3 separate regions of the Homo sapiens genome follow, and all the other regions are linked to region 1. A link is a loop called in an ENCODE intact Hi-C map of the cell type or tissue named here. Cell type or tissue: adrenal gland. All regions are shown on one strand. Each heading gives the region's core, and the rest is flanking DNA. Links, peaks and the distances in the headings are about the cores only.

The links. A loop is a pair of places that touch in the nucleus more often than their neighbours do. Peaks named below come from ENCODE experiments on the same cell type or tissue, not always from the same donor. Only the 100,000 strongest peaks of a DNase experiment are listed, where the experiment ranks them.
Region 2: a loop joins it to region 1, with 2.6 times the contacts of the local background. A loop is called at or near these places in 6 of 110 quality-filtered maps.
Region 3: a loop joins it to region 1, with 2.7 times the contacts of the local background. A loop is called at or near these places in 17 of 110 quality-filtered maps.

Annotation. Positions count from the first base shown.
Region 1 is chr2:152,023,506-152,028,162 of GRCh38, forward strand. The region is part of intron 2 of CACNB4 (calcium voltage-gated channel auxiliary subunit beta 4); the gene reads right to left. Among named protein-coding and RNA genes, the nearest start is that of CACNB4, 73 kb to the right of the region's middle. RefSeq lists an enhancer at 2,626-2,695. In adrenal gland, for the core only: a CTCF peak has its summit at 2,421; a DNase peak (open chromatin) is centred at 2,506; H3K4me3 peaks cover 424 bases; H3K27ac peaks cover 326 bases.
Region 2 is chr2:151,812,555-151,817,211 of GRCh38, forward strand. ARL5A (ARF like GTPase 5A) reads right to left here. Exons shown (of 6, transcript NM_012097.4): 2 at 2,585-2,645; 3 at 1,615-1,762. Among named protein-coding and RNA genes, the nearest start is that of ARL5A, 14 kb to the right of the region's middle. In adrenal gland, for the core only: no CTCF peak of the experiment used is centred there; no DNase peak of the experiment used is centred there.
Region 3 is chr2:151,616,864-151,621,520 of GRCh38, forward strand. NEB (nebulin) reads right to left here. Exons shown (of 182, transcript NM_001164508.2): 72 at 4,056-4,163; 73 at 2,588-2,899; 74 at 1,412-1,615; 75 at 501-605. Among named protein-coding and RNA genes, the nearest start is that of NEB, 120 kb to the right of the region's middle. In adrenal gland, for the core only: a CTCF peak has its summit at 2,731; no DNase peak of the experiment used is centred there; H3K4me3 peaks cover 649 bases.

The DNA of each region.
Region 1 (4,657 bases), core at 1,117-3,616:
CTCACTGCAACCTCTGCCTCCCGGGTTCAAGCAATTCTCCTGCCTCAGCCTCCCAAGTAGCTGGGATTACAGGCGCCTGCCACCACGCCCAGCTAATTTTTGTATTTTAAGTAGAGACAGGGTATCACCATGTTGGCCAGGCTGGTCTCCAACTCCTCATCTCAGGTGATCCGCCTGCCTCAGCCTACCAAAGTGCTGGGATTACAGGCGTGAGCCACCACACCCAGCCAGTAATAGCATTTAATATGAATTTCTGGACTTACATTTTAAATAGCTTTCCTCCACCGAAGCAATGTGTGAAAACAACAACTTAGGCGTACAACTCAACGAATTGAAAACATTTATGTTATCACAAAGTCAAAACAAGAAACTCTAAAAGCACAGATCAATTAGAACTGTGTCCTGGAGGCACATATCTGTTTACCATGGTGACAATTTACATTTAAGATGAAGAAGCACAATGAATGGATTGTGGTAGGAGTGCTTAAAATATCAGGAGCACCCTAACATGTTTAGTTTAAGAACCAGTGTTGGCTGGGCACAGTGGCTCACGCCTGCAAGCCCAACACTTTGGGAGGCTGAAGGAGGAGGATTGCTTGAGGCCAGGAGGTCAAGACCAGCCTGGGTAATATAATGAGACCTGTCTCTACAAAAAATACAAATAAAAATTAGCCAGGTATGGTGTCACGTGCCTGTAGTCCTAGCTACTCAGGAGGCTGAGATGGAAGGACAAACTAAGCCCAGGAGTTTAAGGTTGCAGTGAGCTATGAATGCGTGCCACTGTACCTCTGTGCCTGGGCAACAGAGCTGTCTCAAAAAAAGAACTAATTGTTTACCAGTTCAAGGTAAATTGAGCAAAATACAAAGTGGTTAAAAAATGAATATATGCAGACTGATTTTGTAATTATTTAGCTGACAATGGCTACTCTTGATCATTTCTGTTTGTCTGTTTCTTTTATATTTAAGTAGCTTCCATAAAGCCTTTGCATAGACAACAATGTAATTTTCTTATTGGATAGCCCTAAAAAATGGCACTAAAAGATTATGTATTACTTTGGCTTTGAATTGTGAAACAAAGCAGTAAGAAATACTTGCCCCAATAGTTGCTTACTAACATAGCATACCAACTATGATAGGGATCCACAGCATCATTGTATATTTCCCCACAAGCAAATCATTACACAATGGAAGGCTGCTACACCCTTAGGGACTTGCCATTGTTTGCAACAATATGGTGGGCATCACACATTTAAATATTGCAAAACCAGGGCTAGGCGTGGTGGCTCACGCCTGTAATCCTAGCACTTTGGGAAGCCAAGGTGGGCAGATCACCTGAGGTCAGGAGTTCAAGACCAGCCTGGCCAACATGGCGACACTCCATCTCTACTAAAAATACAAAAATTAGCCAGGCGTGGTGGCACGTGCCTGTAATCCCAGGTACTCGGGAGGCTGAGGCAGGAGAATCACTTGAACCTGGGAGGCAGGGGTTGCAGTGAGCCAAGATCACACCACTGTACTCCAGCCTGGGCAACAGAGTGAGACTCTGTCTCAAAAAAATAAAAATAATAAATAAATTTTGCAAAACCAGAAATCTGAGGCCCGATATTAACTTTCAACTAATTTGTCATTTTGGCTAAATTATTTGCAAATACTAGCTTATCTATTGCTAGACAGTGAGCAAATTCTATTCTCCTAATCCTACACTACCTCTGAAACCTCTTCTTTCATATGTGTAAATTAAGTTTGATAGCTTTCCTGAAAACAGGAAATTGTTCAAAAGACTTAATTTTTTCTTTCCTGTCATAAAAAGTGTAATAGCTCAAGCTTCAGAGGCGAGAGCTGGGGAACGGTGGAATGAGAACCAAGAAAGACAACGACATTTTCTCTCAAACTGTCTACTTCAGACAACCTTATTCCAGATATGAGCACAAACTGGACTCGCTGCTAGCTCACAGCCTCTATTGTAAGCATAAGAAAGAGCAGAAATAAGACAAATATGCATTGTGCCTTAAATGCAAAGGAAGTGGCTGTAACACTAAAAGAATGATTGCCCAGGGGCCAGATTAAATAAAAAATCTAGGAGTTTGGAATATCTCAAATCATCTATGAAGTACAGAAAATATTTTGTTATTGTGACACAACAGCCTCTCTTCTAAAAGGAAAATAAACTTCAGGAAATTGAACTTCAAAGATGCCACTGTTTCAGTCATCAAAATTGGACATACCGTACTGTGTATTTTAAAGGAATAGTGCCCCCGTGTGGTTTTTGACAAGATTTCAGAAAATGTTCAGCGTTGTCTCAGAAGTCACAGTTACACTTGTTATACAAGAAACAGTGAATTTTTCTTGTGTGGATTTATTTTTAAATGTGATTACAGATGTGTTTGCAGTATAGTAGAAAAACGTCAGAGCTGTGAAGAGCTGTGTTTGCAGCGGGAGGGTTGCTCCATCTATCTCCGTGTTTAGTAAAGAGGATGTGAGAACAGGACGTGCACAGGGCGCCCCCTGCAGGTGCTGATGCAGCCGACACCTCTGGAGGCGCAGGGCCGAGGCCACCACAAGTCACTTGGCATGAATGTCCACAGAGCTTCCTAGGAGCTACCAGAAGTGAACCACATCTCCCCTCTTACCTGCAGTGGGTTCACACACTCTGCCTTTTCTCGTTGTTGTGAACAAACTGACCAAATCCCTTACAGACCGGCCCTTCCACTCGAGCACTGGATCTTACTCCAGGACAGGGCCCCAGCAATTTTCCTCCTTCCCTCCTGAATCTTCAGCGTCTTCCTTTCCACTGGACTGTTTCCATCAGCGTCAACATATAAACATGCTATCATATTAATAAAAACCCTCTCTGGGCTCCACTTCTCTAGTCCCTTTTTTTTTTTTTCTTCTTCTTTGAGACAGGTTCTCGCTCTGTCACCCAGGCTGGAGTGCAGTGGTGCCATCTCTGCTCACTGCAACCTCTGCCTCCTGGGCTCAAGCGATTCTCATGCCTCAGCCCCCTGAATAGCTGGGAATACAGGTGCATGCCACCACGCGCAGCTAATTTTTGTACTTTTAGCAGAGATGAGGTTTCTCCATGTTGGCCGGGCTCGAACTCCTGACCTCAGGTGATCTGCCTGCCTCGGCCTCCCAAAGTGCTGAGATTACAGCCATGAGCCACTGCACTCGGCCTCCACTCCCTTTTACTGCTATAGTACCTAGAAGAATTGTCCATATTAACTGACTCTAACTTCAATCTTTCCATTCTCTCTTGAACCCATTCCAATAAGGCTTTTCTGCTCACTACTCCAGACCAAAACTGGTCTTACTGAGGTCACCAATGGTATCCATATTGTTAAGTCCATTGGGGAATCTTGGGCTCATCTAACTTGACCCATTGACAGCATTTGACACAATTATCTTTCTTTTTTTTTTTTGATACGGAGTTTCACTCTGTCACCCAGGCTGGAGTGCAGTGGTGTAATCTCAGCTCACTGCAACCTCCACCTCCTGGGTTCAAGCGATTCTTCTACCCCAGCCTCCTCAGTAGCTGGGATTACAGGCACATGCCACCATGCCCGGCTAATTTTCGTATTTTTAGTAGAGACAGGGTCCACGTTGGCCAGGCTGGTCTCAAACTCCTGGCCTCAGGTGGTCCGCCCACCTCAGCCTCCCAAAGTGTTGAGATTACAGGCGTGAGCCAGGGCTCCCAGCCACATTCCTCCTTTCTTAGAATCATTTCTTCTGTTGGCTTTCAGGCACCTCCTCCCATTTTTCTGGCCACTCCTTCATCTCCTTTGTATTGTTTCAGCAAATATCTACTGAGAGCCTCTGACTGCCTGGGGCAGTTCTCAGCTGTGGAAATTGGATGCTGAACAAATCAAAGAGCTTACAATCTAGCAGAAGAAACTGTAATTAGATAGATTTTAAATATAAAATCAGGTATTCACAAGTTATGGTCAGGAAAGCCTCCCTGAGTTTTCAAGCTCCTCCCCTGCCACCTCCCCTCCTGACTCACACCAAGGGAAGTGACAGGAAAGCCATGTGCTACCTCTTTGGCTCCAGTGGGAAGCTCAAACCACACAAGCTTTGGCCCCAGCCCAAACCACTGACCACCATAAAAGCCAAAGCCGAGGCGGGCGGATCACGAGGTCAGGAGATCGAGACCAGCCTGACCCACACGGTGAAACCCAGTCTCTACTAAAAATACAAAAATTACCTGGGCTTGGTGGCGCACGCCTATAATTCCAGCTACTCAGGAGGCTGAGGCAGGAGAATCGCTTGAACCCGGGAGGCGGAGGTTGCAGTGAGTCGAGATTGTTGCCACTGCACTCCAGCCCGGGCGACAGAGTGAGACTCCGTCTCAAAAAAAAAAAAAAAAAAAAAAAAGCCAAAGCCAGTTGCCCTTGAGGCTCTCAAGCCATTTTCTAACCTGCCTGAGAGCCTGCCCAGCTCTCCTCAGAGAGCTTCGATTTGTGAGTAACAGATCTTTTTATACCTTCTTAGTGCACAGGTGGCACCCTCAGCCTCAATATCACAACTAAATTTTAGGTCAGAGGTTGACACCTGCTCCCTTCTACAAGGGCAATCACAAGACAAGGATCGCCTGAGCAGAAACCTAATCAAATGAGGGGATGAGGGAAGAGCAAAGAGGGCATGACCTACAATCCCCTCT
Region 2 (4,657 bases), core at 1,004-3,503, 210 kb before region 1:
ATTGTTGGAAAATCAGAGCTACCTATACATTGTGAAGCCAAAAGGTCTGATCGATTTTAATATATTTACTAATTTTTAAGAGAAAAGAGAATATGATATTAACATTCTAACTAATATATATAACGCATGTCTGTTTTCTAAACTAGTATCTTGAATGCTAATGGACCTATATCTATCTATTTGCACTACAAATCAACAAGAAAAACATGCAATATGATCCTGAATTTATTACTTCCAGGTAGATATTATTTATTAATATCAATCTGAACACCTAAAAGGGCACGGGTATGGGAGTAAAGTAATGTGACAAGATAAAGAAATCAATTAAAAAAAAATTCAACCAACTGAAAGAATAAATCTCTATCTAAAAACAAGCTCTCTTCCTTACATAAGTATCGCCTGCTACCTGCAAGCACAACCCCTTCATAAACTGATGATGAGACTGGTATCAGAAGGTGCGATGAAAGACTTGTGATTGTTGTGCAGGACTGAGCTCCACCCCAGCTCTTCCTCAACTCCGTGAGCACCCAAAAGCAAGAGATCAGCAGGAACAGATGGAGATTTAACTTACTTACTTTATGATAACATTTATGATGCCCAAGTTGGTTCTGACTGCCTATTAGTAACATGCACTATTTATTTTTGGGACCTAGATCTTAATTTTTAAATAAATTATTATGATTTTCTGGATCTTTTCAATTATTCAGACTTCATCAACCAAAAGGCAGATGTATGAGAGAACTGCTACTTTACCTCTCCTCTCACTTGACAGCTTACTGATAGGTGGCTTTATCACTGTAAGGCCCATTTTATTCCAAGGTATTTTAATAAAACTGTTAATTTTCAGGCTGTTGGCATGAATTTGAAACCTATAGCATATGTATACAGTAGCATATATACCTTTATAATCATACATAACTTCCCTTATTAAAAAATGATTAAATGCCTAATGCAGTGTTAGGAAATCAAGTTGTCAGATACACTTAATGGTTTCTTAATGACTTAAAAGTCAGCTTTATATACTTATAAACCATGCTTTATTAACTTGTAATAATGAACACTACAAAAACAACGGTCAGTCTTTTAATTCACAGGTCTATGCAATGAAGCACTCAAATGTCAAAGGTCTGAAATTTCCTTTGGGAAATAATGTGTAAATAAAAAGATATGACTATGTCTAAAATGCCTTATAATCAAAAGAAAAACAATTATTTAATGTGCAATTGTGTTTTGTAAAAGAAAATAGTAAAACTGGCTAGGATTCAAACCATCAAAACCCTCTCATTTGGTGAGCTAAACTCAGTCAAACATAAATAGAGAGAAATGAAATTATAAACTATGAGATGGAAGTCATTAAAAAAAACTATTAAAGACAAGTTCTGAGATCAATACACAATCAGAACATAATTAACCACCAATTCTCCCTATAGAGGTTCAATGATAGTGGACATATTGAACAATGACCTTGGAATAGGAAATCAGATTTTACTCTGCTTAAACTCTCTATGTATTAACATACTGTGATATTTCAAAAAGATTAACTATAAGGACTCAAATCTAGATGTTTTCCAAGCATTCTGTTTATAGAATTTTAAATATTGTAAGAAACATTACCTCTGTGTTAGTATAGTAAGTGTTCCAGGAAGAACGAAGAGATTCTTGGCCACCAATATCCCACATTAGGAAACGTGTATTATTAATCACTATCTCTTCTACATTACTTCCTATTGTAGGAGATGTATGTACAACTTCATTCATAGAACTGGGGAAAAAAGTTTATATACATTACAATTAGCAAGGAAGCTAACTTGCTTGAACAATTTTTTAATCAAGGACAAATCAGCATGACCTCCTTTTATAATTTATACCTAAATATCTTTTTCCCACTAGTTTACAACATGAGTGAGGGTTTAAACAGGGCTGGAACTAGGTCGTAGGCTATCTGGCATATACTAGGTCATTCCAGGAAACTTTATAGTTTCTACTTTATAGTTTTCTACTTTCTTTTTTTTAATGTTACCCAGGCCGGAGTGTAGTGGTGTGATCATACATAATCAGTGGCATGAGGTTCACTGCAGCCTTGACCTCCTGAATAGGATCAAGCAATCTTCCCACCTCAGTCTCCTGAGTAGCTGGAACTACAGGTGTGCACCACTACATCCAGCTAATTTTAAAATATATATATATTCATATATATCTTATAAAGAGATGGCATCTCACTATGTGACCCAAGCGGTTTCTCAAAGTCCTGGCTTTAAGCGATCCTCCCACCTCTGCCACCCAAAGTGTTGGGATAAAGGCATGAGGCACCGCACCCGGCCATATTTTTCTACTTTCTACAAACAAAAGAGCTTTAGCACAAAACAAGTGGACAACTCAATGCCAACTATATGCTCAATATCATATAAATTTCTTGCTTTCTACTAACTATTGCTGAGATCTGGCTCCAGGTTTATAGCCAACCTGCTTTCTTACAGGGTAACTTAGGTTTCATGTAATTTCTTACTGCATTCATTGATCGACTATCACCCAGGCCAAAAAAGTAACTAGAAATAAAATAATTTTTAAAATAGTTAATACTTACAATTGGTAAAGAATGGTAGTTTTCCCTGCATTATCCAGCCCAACAATGATAACTTTGTGCTCTGAAATAGAGAAAACACCAGTGATTTTTTTTCAAAAAAGGAAAAAAAAAGATTAATTATAGGAAAAAATATACTCTGTATCTCACCCTTCTATCTATGGCATAATTCAGTGCATGGCACTTTATACTTTCTCAGAAGTCAAAAGAACATCCTAGCAAGACCAGCAGAAGTGTGCCATTATACTCACCTTCCCCATCGCCATTATTCTAGAGACAACTCTCATCTTTCCAACCACCTCTCTAGGAAGCCATGGCACTACATTTCCTCTATTCCTAGGCAAGCCTACTCTCAGTAAAGTAGACCAAACATAATCACAATTTACAAATGACTTAAAGTATAAATGTTTCACATTGGATTACATCAATGAGGTTCTAACTGGAACTTAAGGCATCAACTGGGTGCATGTGTGTGGAGTGGAGTGAATGGGAAGGAAAAAGGTCAGTTTTTTAAATGGGTAATCGTAAATTATGAGTACCTTAAAACCACAGGGCCACTGTAACATGAAAAACAAATCTAAGAACCTATGGCTATGGTGGCAGCGACTCCCTCCCCCCATTTGGCTTCTGTGGCACCACTTTCTCCAAGTTTTCTTCCTGTCTCTAGTCATTTATTTTTTTTCAATGACTCCTCTTCCTTGAGTCTTCTCTCAGACATTCACGTTCCCCAGATGTTTTCTTGCACCCTCTTCACATTTCAGCCAGGCATTTGTAAGACCCATCTATTTCCAGCCTGTCCGAAAGCAATTCCCAAAGACAGCACAGCATGTGGTAGAAGCTAGTGTCCAAGATGGCCTCTGGATAGTCATGCCCTTACGTAGCCGCCTCCTCTTGAATCTGGGGTGGCCCTGTGACTTACTTTTAACCCACAGATGCAGCAGAAATGACCAGACGTGATTTCTGAGCCTAAATCATCAGAAACATTGCAGTTGCTGCCTGGCTGTCTTGGACAAGTCCTCCTAGGGTAAGTCAGATACTATACAGCAAGCCCAAGACTGCTGTGCAATTTAATGAGTAAGCCCAAGTTGATCATGTGGTGAGACCCTGTTGAAAGGGATGACCAGTCAGCCCCTATCTCTTCCAGCCATTCTAGCTGAGATGATAGACAGACAAATAAAGAAGCCATCTTGGACGTGCAGCCTGGTTGAACCTACAGAGTACTTTAATTTTAGCTGCTATCTGACTGCAACCAAAGGAGACTCCCCAAGGTAGAACTTCCTAGCTGAGCTTAGTCGACGCGTAAGAAACATGAAAAATAATAAATCATTGCTTTAAGTCATAAAATTAAAGAATAGCTTATTACACAGAAACAGATAACTGAAGGAGATATTAATGGCATTATATGACCTTGAGCAAATGACTTTTATTATTTCTCTGACCTTAAGTTTCTTCATTGTAAGATAGGGGAAATACCACCTATCACTCAGGGTTGTTTAACAATTAAAATAGCACACAGCAGTGCCTAGCACTGAAGAGGAGAGAGTTCTTAACCTGTTTTGCTAGCCCAGAAAAAGATAAAAATTTACTAGAAACTGTACTTCAAAGTTTGAATTTTGATCTTTTCCAAGGCTAGTGATATCTAGTACAACACTCTCAAGACACTGGGCAGTAGCAATAAGCTGCAGCTCCCAGTCGGCCATTCAATAACGAGGGTAAACAACCAATACTGCATAATAGTATACACTGTGCTATCAAATGGTTTTGCCCTACTGGAGGCTAATGTCTGTGTATTGAGCACATTTAAGGTAGGCTAGGCTAAGCTATGATGTTCAGCAGGTTAGGTGTAATAAATGTGTTTTGACTTAAGTTACTTTCAACTTACAACAAGTTTATTGGCACATAACTACATCACAAGTTGAAGGGCATCTATAAACTAAAGTTCAAGTCACTCTCCCTACACAAGCTGCACATATGTTCACAGCAAACATTTCTCTACAGCTACTCATGGTATCACTAAATGTCGGAATTATCCTAATTCTCCATTTAGGGAATTAGACCAATCCTTTAAAGTCTAGC
Region 3 (4,657 bases), core at 1,305-3,804, 410 kb before region 1:
TGGACTATTATCTCGGACAATGATTCATATATGGACCTGGGATTTCAGGATCATTGCCCTTTTGAAAATGTTGGTTCTGGCAGAAATGCCTGGAAAAATGTTAACATCAAATGATTATCAGAGCATACTGGAGCAGCAAAATAATATGCGGCTTACTAACTCATCAGATTCCAACCCAGTCCTTGCCTACTTGCTAGCTGCTGAATAAAATAATGACTTGATACCCACAGTGACCTGTAGGGGAAGGTTTTAAAAGTATAATTCCTATGGAAATATTTATTCATAATCATTCAATTCCTGATAACCTGTTAATAAAATGGTAGCCTACTTTGTGGACCCACCACAAAGCTCAAAATTGAATCAAGTGAGAACTATCTCTTCTACTGAAAATGGTAGTTTGTAGTATGTGTAGTAAATTAGTCAAAACCTTTTCCTAAGGAAACAGCTACAGTGGTTCATTTTTGCCTTTCTGTTCATTACAAGATCAACAGTTTACTTACATCACTGTAGTTTATTCGGTTGAGTTTGGCTAACATGATTTCTGGTGTATCAGGCATGACATGAATAGTTTTCTTGTCATTGTCCCAGGCTTCAGTATATAAGCGCTACAAAAAAAAAAAAAAAAGAGAGAGAGAGAGAGAAAAATTATTTTGGTGTTCACAGATATTATTGTTTTGATTATGTGCCAGTCATCTCTCTTGTATACAAGGTAGAAATAAAATTATTAAAGCTGCATAAATTCCTTACCTTTGTTTCTTATTAAAATTCTTTCAATAATCTGTTAAAGGACTTATCGGTTATGAAAAGTATAATTGGATTGAAGTATTTAAAATAATTTATAGGAAAGAGTTATAGCACACAGTATTTTTTTTTTTTTGACAACCTACTAATCCAATCAGAAGCACACAGTACTTTAGGCTGGGCACGGTGGCTTACACCTGTAATCCCAGCACTTTGGGAGGCCGAGATGGGTGGATCACCTGAGCTCAGGAGTTTGAGACCAGCCTTCAACATGGTGAAACCCTGTCTCTACTGAAAATACAAAAATTTGCTGGGTGTGGTGGCAGGCTCCTGTAATCCCAGCTACTTGGGAGGCTGAGGCAAGAGAATTGCTTGAACCCAGGAGGTGGAGGTTGCAGTGAGCCAAGATCGTGCCATTGCACTCCAGCCTGGGCGACGAGAACAAAACTTAGTCTCAAAAAACAAAACAAACAAACAAAAGCACACAGTACTTTTAACAATGGTTTAATATTTTGAAGTATCACTAAGTAACTATGGTATTATAGTGGAAAAATCATTTAAGAAGGTATCATAATGCTTATTATTATCTTTAAAATGCAATAATATATCAGAATTTTTAAATTGTTCTGTGGTAACTTTCGGTATCTAACAGTGAGGATTGAAGACTCACCTTATTCATGTTTAAAGCATTGTTTTTTGCCAGCACCTGCTCCGGAGTGTCCGTTATACTGGTAAATTTCAGCGTTTCTGGACGCTGACGGTAGATAGTATCACTAAGTAATTCTCCAGCTCTCTTGGCCCTAACAACTTCCAAGGAATCAATCGGAACCCAGCCAATGCCTTTCATCCATTCAAGGTCTGACTTATACAAATTCTGCAGATCAACAGATAAGAAACAGATTTATTAATTAGTGTTTCAGATTCATAGTTACAAAATGGGTTATCCTAGAGAAACACAAAAATACCGATGAATAGTTAAGGTTCCTAGCATAGTCATTCACTCACTCACGCACATTATTGAATCCTAAGTGTATTTTTTTTTCTGAGCGTTTTTTTGGTACAGAGGAGTACAGCAAGAATGATAAAAGATCTTCTTTTAAAGTAAAAGACATGGTCCTGCCTATGACAGTATTACAAGATTTTTACAGAGAAGCATGCTTTTTTAGCCTTGGAAAATGTAGTCTAATAGCTCCAAATAAAACCACACACTGAGACTGATGGTGCGTGAGTACTGCAGTCAAAAAATTCTCACTTTTATTTCCATCTTCAAAAATCACAAAACTTCAAGTGTATAAAGGAAATGTGATGTTACAGAGATATGTTTGGTATTTCCTTAATTATTCATTTTATTTTACTCTCAATAGGACATGCTGAATGTTGATAAGTATTAGACGACTGGTTTCGAAAAACGTAAGAATGATAGAATTTTCCCATCAGTAAGTATAAAATGTAAATTAAAGTAATTTAGCATAATATGCTTTCCCTCTATCTCCCTACTGCCCTCTGCCAACAAACACACACATTTTTTTACTTCCTTAGCCAAAAGTTTGCAGTGATATATTTTTAAGGGCTAAGTTTCATCTGATTCAAACAAAGGAAGCCTGAATCCCTAGGAAGATTTATACCTGTTTAGAACTGATAATATTTACTTTGTTTCCTCTCCTACAGAGAACTTTTGGAGAAGAAAACAAATTGTAGTACCTCCAATGGGAAACTCCTTTCAGACATTTAATTGTAAATTGTTTGAAATATACAAACAAATTGCAGTTCATTGGCACTAGTCAGAACTCACAGACACGTTTCAGATCCGCTTTTAACATGCAGAGCTAACATCAAGGAAACTTACGTCACTCTGGAGGTCATAGGCTTTCCGTGCATGAATGATGTCATTCTGGTCGGGCAGGCAGATCCATTCATGCAGAGGATGTTTATAGTCCACATCGCTGACCAAGGTCTGACACTTCTTGGCCAAAACGATACCAAGCATGTCCACTGGGCTGCTGTACCTTGTCTTGTATTTCTCAAAATCTTTCTTGTACTCACGGTCACTCTGCACTTTGGCAATGTGGAGGGACCACATTATCTTGGGGTCATCGTGTACTGCTCGGGCGCCAATGTGGTGACCCAACTGTTTACGATATGCTTCTTTGTATTTGTACTGAAAGAGAGAATCCAGTAAATAAGAAGGAAGCACAAAGGGCTATTCCCTGTTGTTCTTTCTGTGGTGGTGCTTTCTATGAAATCTTTAAGGCAACAGAGGAGTTTCACTGGTCATGCTGCTGTAACGCCACATATTGGACTGTTGTGCTCATTGGCACATGTCCACAGAATAACCCCACAATGGTTCCTTTATATATGCTAGAGAATCATATGTTGGCAAAAAATGATAAAAAGTGAATACTGAAATGAAGAGTCCAATTACAGTAATAAACCATGATGGTGTCTCAGAAATCCATCATGTGAGTGAGCCTATTTAAGAACACACCTGGGGCGTATGTTTACATGGATCATTAAAATTTTCTAGCATAGTCTGAGAAGTAATTTCCTCTTCACAATTGATTTGGGAGAAATAGTTTTAAAATGGACAATTTCTGTTATTTAATAGGTAGAGAGTTTAAGTTTTACAAGATGAAAATTCTGGAAATCTGTTGTACAATAATATGAATATACTGAACCCCACCAAACAGTATACTTGAAAATGGTTAAGATGGTAAATTTTATTATATATATATGTATGTGTGTGTATATATATATATATATATATATATATATATATATATATATATATTTAACCAGAATTTAAACATTTAAAAACCTATAAAAATGAACAATTTTACTACTCTTGGATTAATTTTTAAGATGTCCAGGGATCTGATGTTTTCATTTTTAGGGTAAAGAAATATTGGTTCTGTGCACCACATAGAAAGAAGACTTTGTCTTTCCATGTTCATTTTCAAGTGATGGGGCAAACTCAGTTAAGCCTGCTTCTTTTCTGGCATCTTTGCCTTGAGTGTGTTCCAAGGAAGTTCCTGAGGTTTTGTGAGTAGCTCAGCATACACACATCTAGCTTTAATCGAGGCACTCACTCCTATTGAGCAAAGATCAAAAATAAGGAGTCAAATGAGCCACATTCCAGTCTAGGCTATGCCTCTGTGATGCTTGTGATCTTGGGCAAGTTATCTGTATCTCAACCCTCAGTATATTTGCCTATGCACTGAAGGGAGTTAAGGTGGATGATGACCAAAGAGACATCCAGCTGTATTCTGTGTGGCTGGCATGATGGTAAGAAATGTTAGGACTTGATCAGCTCTTACATCACTGGCAATATCCCGAGAGGCCTTGGCAGCCACAATGGGAATGGCATCACTTCTCAAGTCATAGCCTTCTTTCTTGGCTTCTTCCATGGCCTGACGATAGAGGCTCTGAGGAAAGAAGGAGTAGCTTTTAAATATAGAATTCACATTCACTCGAAAAGTATATTTTCTGCCAAAGGAAGACCACTTTTGGATGCAAAACTACATGAGTATGTTCAGCCTTAAATCAGAAAAAGAACTCTTTCTTTTACTTTCTGTTTATCCTTGGATATTTATTTAAATGAAAATTTCACATTCAGCAAGTTTTAACATCACAACCTCTCTTTGCACAAATCTTTTACACGTTATACATTAAATGAACACCTCTTAATGTGTTTAGATTGTTCACCATTTGCCCTTTTCATGAAACAATCAAGAAATGTTGATTTATTTAACTCCAAATTTGAATTGGGAACATTTTTACTAGCAGAGAACAGTATCATATAATAACATATAATAATACTACCACTAGGAGGATGTGTCCATAATCAAATTTAGTGCTGAACTAAAGATGTGTCATTCTTTCTGAATCTCTCTGTTAATGTTGATTTGCTCCCTATTAT